Linked DNA regions of Mus musculus: region 2 is linked to region 1. A link is a loop called in an ENCODE intact Hi-C map of the cell type or tissue named here. Cell type or tissue: heart. All regions are shown on one strand. Links, peaks and the distances in the headings refer to the core of each region. The heading gives the core; the rest is flanking DNA.

Region 1 (6,076 bases), core at 2,077-6,076:
TTATGCAGTGCTAGCAAATATGCCAAATGAAATTTAATTGTCAAAAAGGAAAGAAAGAAAGAAAGAAAGAAAGAAAGAAAGAAAGAAAGAAAGAAAGAAAGAAAGGAAGGAAGGAAGGAAGAAAAGAGAGAGAGAGAGAAAAGAAAGAAAAGAAATTCAGAGAGAGTAAGTGTGGTGTGGCAGACAGCATGCCCTTGTCAGAGGTTGCTCAGTGTATGAGGTTGTTTGACACCAAGCTTGATGACTGAGTCCAGGCTCACATGTTAGAAAGAAAGAGCCAACTCCAGCTGGTGAGGAAGGAGTGTTCTCTTAATTCCACGTGTATGCTATAACACACATACAAAATAAATAAATGTAAATAGAGTAACATCGAACAGAATGGTCTTAGAAATCGGATGTGGACTCATTTGTGTCCTCTCCTCTATTTTTACATATTAGTATATTGTCGGTCCACATCTGCTCTGCCACAGGCACAGCCTCCTGGGGAGGCAGAATGCTGGGAGTTTGACTCTGCTTGCCCCACAATGCTGTCGGGGTGGGTGCTGGGCTGTTTGGAATCACTAAGTCACTGCTCTGGGGGTGGGAAAGCACAGTCTTGTGGGGAAGCTGGAGCTGGCTCAGGCGTCCCTGGGTCTGTGATGAGGCCAGGGCCATGGGGTTCTCAGACTCTTGGACATCCAGGAGCTGCTGGAAATCGCAGAAGATCAGAAAATGGAGTTGGGGACTCACTGGCTGGGGATGGGGGGGCAGTGTCTAGTGAGGGGGAGATAAGGGAAGTGGGGAGGGGAGCCCTGGCTTGTCCCCGTGGGTGATTGTACTTCGTTTAGCAGTGGCAGTCTTGGTGGAGATAGTGGCTAGGAGCGCAAAGAAACCTTCTATGGCGAGAATAAAGCTGCAGCTCTGTAGACAAAGGCCTTCCCCAGGTTCCTCATGGCAGATTTGACAAGAGACGGTCATGGTTCCAAACACTTTATTGCTTGTTCATGGTGGAAAATGGATGCATAATGTACCATAATGCATTTACCACTTTTCAGGGTAGGCCTGAGATTAAATACCTTTTGCAGAGAGGAATATCCAGGAAGGGAAGCTTATTGGCTAAGCCCTCAGGGCCTCTAGGTACCTCATTAGCATGGAGAACTCTGTTTGGAGCCTATGCGACCTTAGGACTCATTTCTTTTATGTGAGAAGCATGGCACATGCTCCAGCCCAGGAGTCTGACAGGGAGCAGGAAGTCGCCTAAATCTCAGGTGTGTCGCCCCCTCCCACCCCCAACCCGAGTCTCCAGGTTTCAGCCTGCTCTACTTTACCAAACTTCCTGGCATGATTTTACGTCCCACAATTTATGTCCCACGGCATATTAAAATTAATGTTTTGAAATCTAGCTCCTCGTATGACAATGTATGGAGATAGAGGCTTTAATGAGACAAGGTTACATAAAGTTGTTAGGATGGGTCCTAATCCAATATGGCTGCTATCCATGTTAGAAGAGAGCAAGACCTGGGAACCTTGCTGTTTTGAACACAACTAACCTATGACAGAGAGGTAGACATGTGAGTGGTGTCTTAAAAAAAAAGTTTATTGTTCTCACATAATGGGAGGATATGAAATTGGATACAATCCTAGCATGATGCAATGGATTTGAGAACAGTCAGGGTTACATGAGATTTTCAAATAAGCAAGAAAGAATGAAGACCAAAGAACAATAACAACAAAAGCCTTTAACCAGACCAAAGTCTTACACTGGGCTTTCTTCCTGATTAATCTCTAAGAGAGCAGCAGAAACATCCTTTGTGGCATCTCTGTGCAGATCAGCCCTAAGAACAGGGAAGTGATTGATACTTTCATTTATACCAGCAATAGGCAGAAGATAAACCCCTACTTTTTCTTAAGAGGATCTCTAACTGTGGAATTGTAAGCATATAAAAATGTAACATATGAGCAAACGGTAAATGTTCAAACCCCGCCCGCCCCCCCCCCCCCAGCTGACATGGTCAACTCTTCAGGTTATAACTTCCCACCCAATATCCCCTTATTCTCTTCCCTATCCGTACCACCTATTTCTCTCTCTCTCTTTTTTTTTTAAGATTTATTTATTTATTATATGTAAGTACATTGTAGCTGTCTTCAGACACACCAGAAGAGGGCATCAGATCTCATTACGGGTGGTTGTGAGCCACCATGTGGTTGCTGGGATTTGAACTTCGGACCTTCGGAAGAGCAGTCGGGTGCTCTTATCCACTGAGCCATCTCACCAGCCCCCCCCACCTATTTCTCTATTCGCCAAAATGTAGGCATCTCTATCAAGCCAAAAGACTTTCCTCCTCTCAGAAACTCCTTCTTCCCTTCACTCTCTTAGACAGTTCTTTTCAACTACCAGGCATCTCCACTGTAGGCACATTTGAGATATATTTCAAATGCCACACAACTCAAATGGAACTCATTCCATTTTCTTCCCTTTTCACATTCACAAATTCTACAACTTTCAGGAGCTGGGTTTCCTAGAACACTCAACAATTTATTCTTCTCACTATCTCTAATTTTTCCAAAATGGACAACAGTTGGCTCTTGGCTAAATTTCAGCCTCTCTCACCTTCCCACAGCTTGCTTTTTTCCCTAAGGCCTCCTTCCGCACTCTGTTCTATTGTCATTCTAAATACTTAAACACATCAATGCACATTTCAAAAAGCCCAGGTTTCCCCGGGAGGCCTACAAAAGTCTTTGAATGCTAATGTTCACACTTGCCCTTCATTATTTAGTCAACCTCTCTCAGAAGTGTAGTGTCTTCTGATGTGTGAAAATGCACTCCCAGTCTTTGCTTAAGCACCCTATCTTCTTTGAATATTCCCAGTTTATCTAAATTCTCTTAATAACAAAAGCTCTAAAATACCTTCTTGTGTGCTACTAAGGGAGTGGCAAGGAAGCTAACATTCCCTCGGTGTTTATGAGCACTATTTTACCTGGAGGAAATTGAAGCAGTTTGTTCAAGATCACAGTTAAACAGAAAGACTGCAATTCTCGCGCGTCCCAACCCGTGAGCCCAAGACTCAAGGCTTCAGACTGCAGCACACCGTTGGCAGTGCACCACGAATAACAGCCCGAGACCCTAGCATATCCTTGTAACAACAAATAGTTGATCCCTTCATGGGTCAGATTAGATGTTCTCAGATGTATCTGTTGCCTTATCAACTAAATGTTTTAGTTAACTAGGAAGCTGTCGAGGTAACTTAGAGGCTCTAGGTATATATATATATATTCATATCTCGAGCTGACGCACATTTCACTCTTCCTGTATTTCCATTTAGGCCATCTTGACTAATCAATTTGGTTGTTACAAAGTTGTGCCTCTTATCCTCATGGGAATGATTAGTACTGACATTACGGATACCGGTGAATGTAAGATAATGCGTTTGCTTTGCTTTCTCTCTTAAGTCTTCCATTTTTGGATGGGTCCCCTGAGTGTGGGGGCCGTATCCCGCCCTGGGATCTCCGGATTTTTGGATCGGAGGTGTACAGTCCTGCAAAGCCAGGATCCCTGCGGCTAAAGGCGCCCTTAGCGCAGAAGGCCCACTCGGTCAGGTCCAGCTCCCGCTCCGGCTCTCCGGTCGGGAAACGTGGGTGCGAGGCCTCTGCCCTGGGGCCTCCCGGAAGCGGGTTTCCTCGGCGGGAAGCACGTCCATCAAGCCGACGCGCCCCGGGAGAGGCCGCGTGGCGGGCGCACACCCTGGTGTGAAGTCTCGGGAACGTAGGCTGCATCCCCATTTCTTGCTCACGCCAGCGCGCAGCACGGCTAGCTATTGTTCGTGCGTTTTTGAGACCATGGAGTCTAGGCCTCAGGAGACTGCGAGGTGACCAACGACAACGAGGGCACAGGGCGAGCTGGCCTCGGCGAGCCTGCCCAACCCCGCCCTCCTCCGAGTAACGGCTCTGGAGGCCCCGCCCCCTCCCATATTAGCGCCCCCCAGGCTGTGCGTGGGGCGGAGCCCCGCGTGGATCTCGCGAGATCCGGGTTGGCGCCGTGACCTCCATGTGGGAGCTGCATCTCTATAAGTAAACAGTGCGCGCCGCCGAGCCATGGCTCCTTCCTATTTGTGAGGCGCGGGCTGCGCTCGCACCTCGGGCGGGTTCCGGTTTCCTTCCACCGAGGAGGGGCGGGCGGGCGGTCGCGCGGTCTAAGAGCGTCAGTCCTCGCCCGCACCCGCGTTCGCCGAGTCGCCGCCGCAGAGAACCGGATCCTCCCGGGGAGGCGGCGGGGACCGGGCGGGGCGCGGCGCGGCGGCCCGAGCGCAGGGCCAGACAAAGGGGCTTGGTCCCCTGTCCCCGTGCCGCCGCGATGTGGATCCAGGTCCGCACCATCGACGGCTCCCAGACGCGCACCATCGAGGACGTTTCTCGCAAAGCCACCATCGAGGAGCTGCGCGAGCGGGTCTGGGCGCTCTTCGATGTAAGGCCCGAGTGCCAGCGCCTGTTCTACCGGGGCAAGCAGGTGAGGCGCCCCGCGGGGAGCCCGGGCGCGAGCAGCCGGCGCCCCGGGACGAGGCTGGGTGTCCAGGGCTGCGCCCCGCTGTGCTCGGGATGGGCCGCTGGCGGGGCGCGGGATGCGGGGCCTGGAGCTCGGGCCTGCGGCTGCCCCCCCCCTCCCCCCAAGCGCGCCTAGCGGGTCGGAAGGTGCGGGACGCGGTGTTGTCGCTGGCAGCGGCCACGGACATAGCCTCCGAGGGTCCTGGGGGATCCTCTTCCCGCCTTTGGGGGGGGGGGGGATCGGAGCCTGGAAAGGCAACAGGCTCCGGCAGCCATGCCGGGGCGCGGGAGGGACGAGCTGGCTTTATTCGCAGCGCCGTCTCCGACTCCTCTAAGGACTTGCTTCTTTTCCGTGCCCCCGGCTCCTAGATGCGACGTGGAAAGGGAAGCACCTTATCCCTGTTTCCTCACTAGAAGGATTTGAACACTGAACATCGGAACGGTGGTAGAATGCGTGCCCCTCCTTCCTTGTCGTCAGTCTCAGACTGGGGATTTGTTCTGTAAAAGATCAGAGACCTCTAATTTAAGGAACGATGTTTGTAACCTGAAGTCGGGTTTAAGTCTGTTGAATATACGGACAGATTATTTCCCCATAAACTTTACCTCTCATCTTTGTGTGTCCCCTAAGTTCGGGCTTTCAACTCAAACCTTTCAGCATAATCAGCAGTAATTCAAAAAAAGCCAGAAAGTTGTGTTGGGCCACAAGGGTGCTTGTGGGCATCTCCGTTAATTTTAAGTAAGGCTCTGCCTGATGAGGCTAAGACGTTTCCTATCCAGTAAGTCTCAGAGTCTTATGATTAGACACCCAGACCCACATTGTTTTTCTTGCCTTTGTCTTTAGTCCACTAAAAAAGTTGGCATCCTGCAGTCAGTTGACCACAGTTTGGCTCCAGTCCTGAGTTTTGAATTAAGTGCAGTTCTCTCTGATTCGATGGAAGTAGCCTATAAGCCACAAAGGGTTTAGAAGGAATATTTTTGTTCCCTTTACAGATTTACAACTTCTCAGACTGGTCAAAATTTTCTAAGTAACAGATTATACAACCGGCAAGAAAAAGCCAGGGTTTTGGTAAAGTGTTTGGAAGGCCTCTGACAGAAAACCTGTAGCACTTTCTGCTCTTGTTGTATCCACTATATTGTTTCTTGAGTGTTTGACCAGTAAAGAGTTTACTTGTCTGGAAAGTTGGTTTTTAAACAGTCATACCTATTAAATACTTTGTAGCATTGTATTGCTGTGCCTCAAGTGGCTATTATCTTTTCCTTTTGGCTATCAGTGAAAGCTATACAAATAGTAATAATATTGTACATTGACTCCTAGAATAGTTGGGCGACTCCAATACAAGAAATAGAAATGAAAGATGACTTATGAAATAGACTTACACTAATAATCAGAAAATGGTTCCTGGTTGGGGGTAGAGAAACCCTAGTGGCCAACCCCTCCCCCCATTGTTAGTGATTCACTACTTCTCTCTCCACAGCCCAATAACCATTAAGGATAAAAAAGAGAATTCCAGTGCCAGCCTTTGACTTGAACACCAGAAAAGGAAAACCGTTGACTTTC
Region 2 (6,131 bases), core at 1,403-5,402, 930 kb before region 1:
CAGAGAAACCCTGTCTCGAAAAAACCAAAAAAAAAAAAAAAAAAATTTAAGTCTCTTAATGGTGGGTGTACTGGCTAGTTTTGTGTCAACTTGACACAGGCTGGAGTTATCACAGAGAAAGGAGTTTCAGTTGGGGAAATGCCTCCATGAGATCCAGCTGTAAGGCATTTTCTCAATTAGTGATCAAGAGGGGAGGTCCTCTTGTGGGTGGGGCCATCTCTGGGATGGTAGTCTTGGGTTCTATAAGAAAGCAAGCTGAGCAAGCCAGGGGAAGCATGCCAGTAAGTAACATCCCTCCATGGCCTCTGCATCAGCTCCTGCTTCCTGACCTGCTTGAGTTCCAGTCCTGACTTCCTTTGATGATGAACAGCAACATGGAAGTGTAAGCCGAATAAACCCTTTCCTCCCTAACTGCTTCTTGGTCATGATGTTTGTGCAGGAATAGAAACCCTAACTAAGACACACCCTCATTGAGTAGAAGGTCATTTACACAGAAGTGATGAAAGTCTATACAGAATCTGCCCAAACATAGTTTTGAGTAGTCATTGTAAGCACTTGAGGACATAGAAACTCATGGTTAAACTGGAGCACAATAGTTCCAGACTGAGTCGGATAAAACGAGCCCTGGGATCCCTGAAGACTAAGGAGGAAGGATGAGAAATGGCAGGAGGTGTGGTTTTTAAGAAGCTTTGTCTGTGTAGTAGGAAAAATTTATTTCTCCCAATGTCCTATGGCTTAGTCAAGTAGATTTTGGTCCTTATAAGTAGAGAAGTGTTACAGAAGCAATCACGGAGTGAGACACATTTCATTTACCATTTAGTTAGGCAGAAGGTCCTAGGAACAAATTAATAAATTGTACAGAATATAAACATAGGCGGCATTCTACAGAGCTGTGCTGTAAGCTTCTATTCACTTACAGTCCAACTTGTGAGCTATCTTGGTGTGAAGACAAAATAAGGTCCCATAGACAAGACTCTCAGTGTGGTACCTGCTGGCACTCACTCTGTAATATCATGCAAACATTTGTTGTGGGTTGCTAATTCGTTACTGCTCAGGGATGTGCAGTCGTAGCTATCTAAACTAAAACAGCAATGTCTGTACCACACTGAATGACTTTCAGTTACTTATTATTGTGTAACAAATCACCCAACCCCGTAGCTGGCACTAATTTGTGGCTATGCAATGTGGACAGGACTTGGTGAAACAGCTCATCTTTACCTCAGATGGCATTAGTGAAGGTGCTACCAAAGACCAGTCAGGGAGTCTAGGGGTGATGAGTGAAACTGTCTGCTGGCTTACTCGATACCCTGTCTGGCACTTGATTCTGGCTACTGGGCCAGTTAGCTCTCTTCTATGTGGCTTTTGCTGCATTCCAACTATGCTGAAGACGCTTCTCCCCTACCCCCGCATCCCCCAGAAGGTTTAGAAGTCTAAAAGAATAGCTTAGTAAATGGAGCTGTCATTGTGATTCTGCCATTTACTGTGTTGCTTACAACAAGCTCCCCCTCCCCCTTCTACATCTCAGTTCTCAGATTTTATAAGTCAGGACTTATTCTCAATTGCCCAGAAGACGCGGAGGCAAAAAATGAGAGTGGACATAATTTATTTGAGAGTTATTTCTAGCACGTATCAGAGAGAAGCTGGGAAGGGATACAGGGAAAGAAGCCAGGAGATGGTGCTTAACCAAGAGGATGCCACAGCCAGAAACTGGAGCTGAAAGGACACCCCAGAGTTACCTCCTGGATGTGCAAAGAGAGCCTGGGTATTTCCATGTCAGCCCAGGACAGTCATTGCCTGAAGACTAGGAGAATTGATACCTCAGTACTATTGGCCTGCAATTCCAGGTGGGTTTGAAAATCTAGAAGCAGAGGTGAGACGCTGATGGAATAAAACTCAGAAGGTCTCCATTGAAAGCAGTGAGCTCTGAACGGATGTGAGCATTCTTTATTGAATAATATCTTTTTTCTAAAGACTATTGAGTAATTAAACGAGATAGCATTAAAAAAGAAAATGAAAAATCCATTCCTGATGTGAAAGTACCCCTGGTGCTTTAGTATTCTTCACAACAACGTTTAGAGGAGAGCCTATGGGTCCTGGAGCTTTTCCAAAGAACGCTGCCTGTCAGATGCCGCTTAGCTGTGTAAAGGCAGTCTTAACAGAATGGCGTTGTGGTAAGTGGGTTAGCTGCCTCAGTGGATTTCAGGGCTGATCCGTAGACTCTTCTCTGATGGCCACTGATGCTCCTCGGGGTTTCCTTGGGACTCTCACTCGCTTAGGATGGCCCCCTTTTTTTTCTTTCTCCAGCTTCTACTCCATCCTTCACTGTGCTTTCTGGGACTTAAGGTCTGGGGTTACAGCCCGTGAATGGCTGGCTGTAAACCTAACACTAAGACCACTGCGTTCCTAAGTTGGTAGTCATTTGATTGTTTTTTTAATGGAGGCGTGAAACAGTACAATATTTAGAAAGGTTTTGTAGTGCAAGCTTGGATGACAGGACAGATGGAAAAGCAAGATCTCCACCCACCCATCCCCCGTGCATGCATGAGCATGTATGTCTTGAAGTTATTGCAACTGTCCATTTTGAGTCATGCGAGGTTACAGATATGTCTTGACACCAAACTCAAAGAATATGAACGAAGGGGCAGCTGAGAAAGGGACAAAGAGAGGCCCCTCATTACAAAATAAGCAGCGGTCTCTTGTCTAAAGGCTCGGGGTCCTAGTTCAGGCAGCCTCTGACAGCTTGGCAATTTCCCGGGAGTGAAAGATTGCAGGCTGCACCTCAGAGGATTTCGGCTCAGACCCAGACAAGGCGCCTACAACAGGGTAAGCGTGTCAATCCTGTTCTCTTCGGTGGCAGGAAAACGCGGGAGAGGCTAGCTAGCATCCTTGCCCGGGGCTGCCGTAGGTACGTTGCTAAGTACCACCAGCTGTGGGCACCCAGGCGGAGCCATTGCCTCCTTTATCGCATAGGCCGTGAAAGTCCGGCACAGACAGACAGACAGACCCCCAAGGCGTCTGGGCGCCGGGGTTTCCCCGCAGCACTAACTGGGTCCCTCCAGCCGCGCGCTGTTGCTGGGGCCCGGGCACCGCCCTCTTTCACTACCGGCCAATGGCAACGCGGCATGAGCACCGCCCAGCTACAGCGCAGACCAATGGCGACGCAGAGAGGGCAACACCCAGATCCCTCGTGGGCCAATGGTAGTGTGCCTCGGAGGCCGGGCCGCCCCAGCCAGGGGAGGAGGCGGGCGGGCGGCCGCTGGCTCCGCCCCGCTCCCCTCTGACCCGGTGTCTAGTCGCTCTGTCTTCCTGTTCTAAACCACGTGGACGCGTCGGGGGCTGCCTTGGTCCTGGTCGCGCTCCCGGGTCCCGGGTCCCGGGCCTCTGCGGACGGCGCGCACATGGCGACCCAGGCGCACTCACTCAGCTACGCGGGGTGTAACTTCTTGCGCCAGCGGCTGGTCCTGTCCACCCTGAGCGGGCGACCGGTCAAGATCCGCAGGATTCGCGCCAGGGACGACAACCCGGGCCTCCGAGGTGACTTGGGAGGGGGCGCGAGGAGGGAGGACCCGGGGTCGTAGCCCGGAGTGGCCACTGGGCGCGTGGGAGGGATGGTGGTCGGGCGACAGATCTGTCCGCGAGCTGCGCCACGCGTGGAAGGATGCCCTGTGGCTCCTGGGCACGGGTAGTAAACAGCTGCACGTTTTCCTGGCTAGCTTGTTGCTACGAATCGTAGGCATCGCCCACTCGCTTCCCTCTCTTGAGTCTCTTGCTTTCGCCATAAACCTCCCTGGAGAAAAACAAACAGTTTATTGGACCAACATCTAGTGATTGAGTGAGACATTAGAGAGAAAAGTACCACAGATTGGTTTCCCAATCTCATCCAAAGCAGGTCTCTGAAACCGCTGCCCCGCTTGGACACCAGTTTTTGTCGCCATTATTTATCTCCTCCCCCCCCCACCACACCCCCGCCCTATCTCTTCGGAAGTGTATTATAAAATTTTATTTTTAAACGATGCGCTTGTTTCTATTAGTCACCGATGTGCGCAGTAGCGAAGCTTTGTAATAGGGTTTTGTTTTGTTTTTCTTGAACCGGAGTCTCATGTTGCTCAGGTTGCCTTCAAACTATGTATGTAACTGAGGATGCCCTTCAAGTCCTGTTCCTTCTACCTCCCCACCTCCCGAGTGCTGGGATTACAGGTCTGCTCCTGAGCGCTCAACCAAGATAGTTTTTACGTCGTAGACGTAGTTGTCTTGGCTTAAGGAAAAGGAAGGCCAAACATTAAACTGCAGGCTTCAAAGGTCTTATTGATTTATCTGTCTCACAAAGGTAGATAGATAGGTTGAACCCATCATTTGAACCCGCGTCTTGTTAAATGGCTTTGGTTTGCAGCTGTTCCCCTAGAATTTAGGTGCGTGTTCAAAAGTGTCTCCAAGATCCCTTCTGATAAAGACAATTGAACCAATTAAAACCAAAAAGAGAAAAAAAAAAAAAACTATCAGTAGCCTGAAAGGGGGGGGGGGGTTGTAGTTCGTTCAGGAGACCTCCTGGGTCAGGCTGGTATGTTTATTTTTGCGAGGTTTTTTTTTTTTTTTTTCTTTTCTTACTAGAGGGCTAGATTATTTCATCATGTCTGAATTTTTTTTTAATAATTTCATTGCTACCACTGTAAACGTTTTGTGCATGGTGATGGAAATAGGTTAGGAAAGAAAAAAAAAACAGAAGGCTTGTTAAGGGAGTGAGTAAAGTCTGTCTTCCCTGTTGGAGAGAGCACTGGGCTTGGTGACACAGCCTTGTAATCCTAGCACTCTGTAGGCTGAGGCAGGAGGATCCCAAGTTCAAGGCCAGCTTGGGCCACACAGTGTGTCTCTGAGTTAGAGGTCAGCCTGGTCTACACTTGTGAGTTCTTTTTTTTTTTTTTTTGGTTTTGTTTTTTTGTTTTTTGTTTTTTTCTTTTTCGAGACAGGGTTTCTCTGTGTAGCCCTGGCTGTCCTGGAACTCACTTTGTAGACCAGGCTGGCCTCGAACTCAGAAATCCGCCTGCCTCTGCCTCCCGAGTGCTGGGATTAAAGGCGTGCGCCACCACCGGCTGGCTCACTTGTGAGTTCTAACCTAGCCAGAGCTGCATAGTCAGACCTTGTTTTGGGAAAAAAAAAAAACAAGACCGTTTAACAGAAACAAAACCTGAAAGCAAACAGTCAAAAACCTCAGAGTTTGAGGAGAGATGATGACTAAATTGGTTGTACTCCATTCTCTCAAATCTCTTACCCCCACTCCCTCTGCACCCCCAGTTTTAAATCTGGTCCTTGGGAGAGGTTATTGCTTGGGCTGCTGTGTTGTGTTTCCAACCCCAGATTAGCCTAGAGACCTTGCTTCTACTGTGACCACTGGGCACAAGGTTTTACTTTAATTAATTAATTAATTAGTTAATTAATTAATTAATTAATTAATTAATTAAGATTGCAAGTGCTTTAGCATGGAGACTTGGGCTTTCTTTCACAAATATGTTACCCATAAGATAGAATTCAGAGTTGACTTGATAGGTGCCTTCTAATACAGTATTTCAATGTTTCTAGGAACTCACATGTGGGTTCCTTTTTCTTTCAAAAGCAGGATCTTGCCCTTGGCATTTTTCTGAAAAGCTAGGGATTCCGGTACCTGGGGAGGCAGTACTAGCTGGGATTCTATGGGGTGCCACTGTAGAACATAGTTTGCTTTGCTCCATGTCTTAGGGTTCTGTTGGTGTGGAAAAACAGTCTGACCCTAGTCCATCTGGGGAGGGAAGGGTTTATTTCAATTTATAGTTGTAGTTGCTCAGGAAGGGAAATCAGGGTAGGAAGCTGCTGCTTATGGTCTTGCCCTTTTTGCTTTCTTATATTCTGCAGATCTACCTGCCCAGGGGGACATCATTCCATGGGCTTGCCCATACATAGGCCAATGTAATGTGTGTGTTTTCTGAATTGGAATTTCCTCTCCTCAGCTGACTCTGGTTTGTGTCAAGTTAACAGCAAAACCCAACTAACACACCTTCTCAAGGTACTAATGTCACAGAGACTGACACTTGAGGTTTTAGGGTCCACTGTTCGGTTACTTTCAGAGGGACCTCGATTCACATCTCAACTTTTAATTGGTA

The links. Hi-C counts contacts between places; a loop is a spot of excess contacts. Peaks named below come from ENCODE experiments on the same cell type or tissue, not always from the same donor. Only the 100,000 strongest peaks of a DNase experiment are listed, where the experiment ranks them.
Region 2: a loop joins it to region 1, with 4 times the contacts of the local background. A loop is called at or near these places in 1 of 42 quality-filtered maps.

What each region holds. Positions count from the first base shown.
Region 1 is chr19:30,026,449-30,032,524 of GRCm38, forward strand. It overlaps Uhrf2 (ubiquitin-like, containing PHD and RING finger domains 2), which reads left to right and starts at 4,065. Exons shown (of 16, transcript NM_144873.2): 1 at 4,065-4,483. The coding sequence starts at 4,331. In heart, for the core only: a CTCF peak has its summit at 3,892; a DNase peak (open chromatin) is centred at 3,993; H3K4me3 peaks cover 2,874 bases; H3K27ac peaks cover 2,857 bases.
Region 2 is chr19:29,098,107-29,104,237 of GRCm38, forward strand. Rcl1 (RNA terminal phosphate cyclase-like 1) reads left to right here and starts at 3,269. Exons shown (of 9, transcript NM_021525.2): 1 at 3,269-3,534. The coding sequence starts at 3,399. In heart, for the core only: no CTCF peak of the experiment used is centred there; a DNase peak (open chromatin) is centred at 3,145; H3K4me3 peaks cover 2,498 bases; H3K27ac peaks cover 2,236 bases.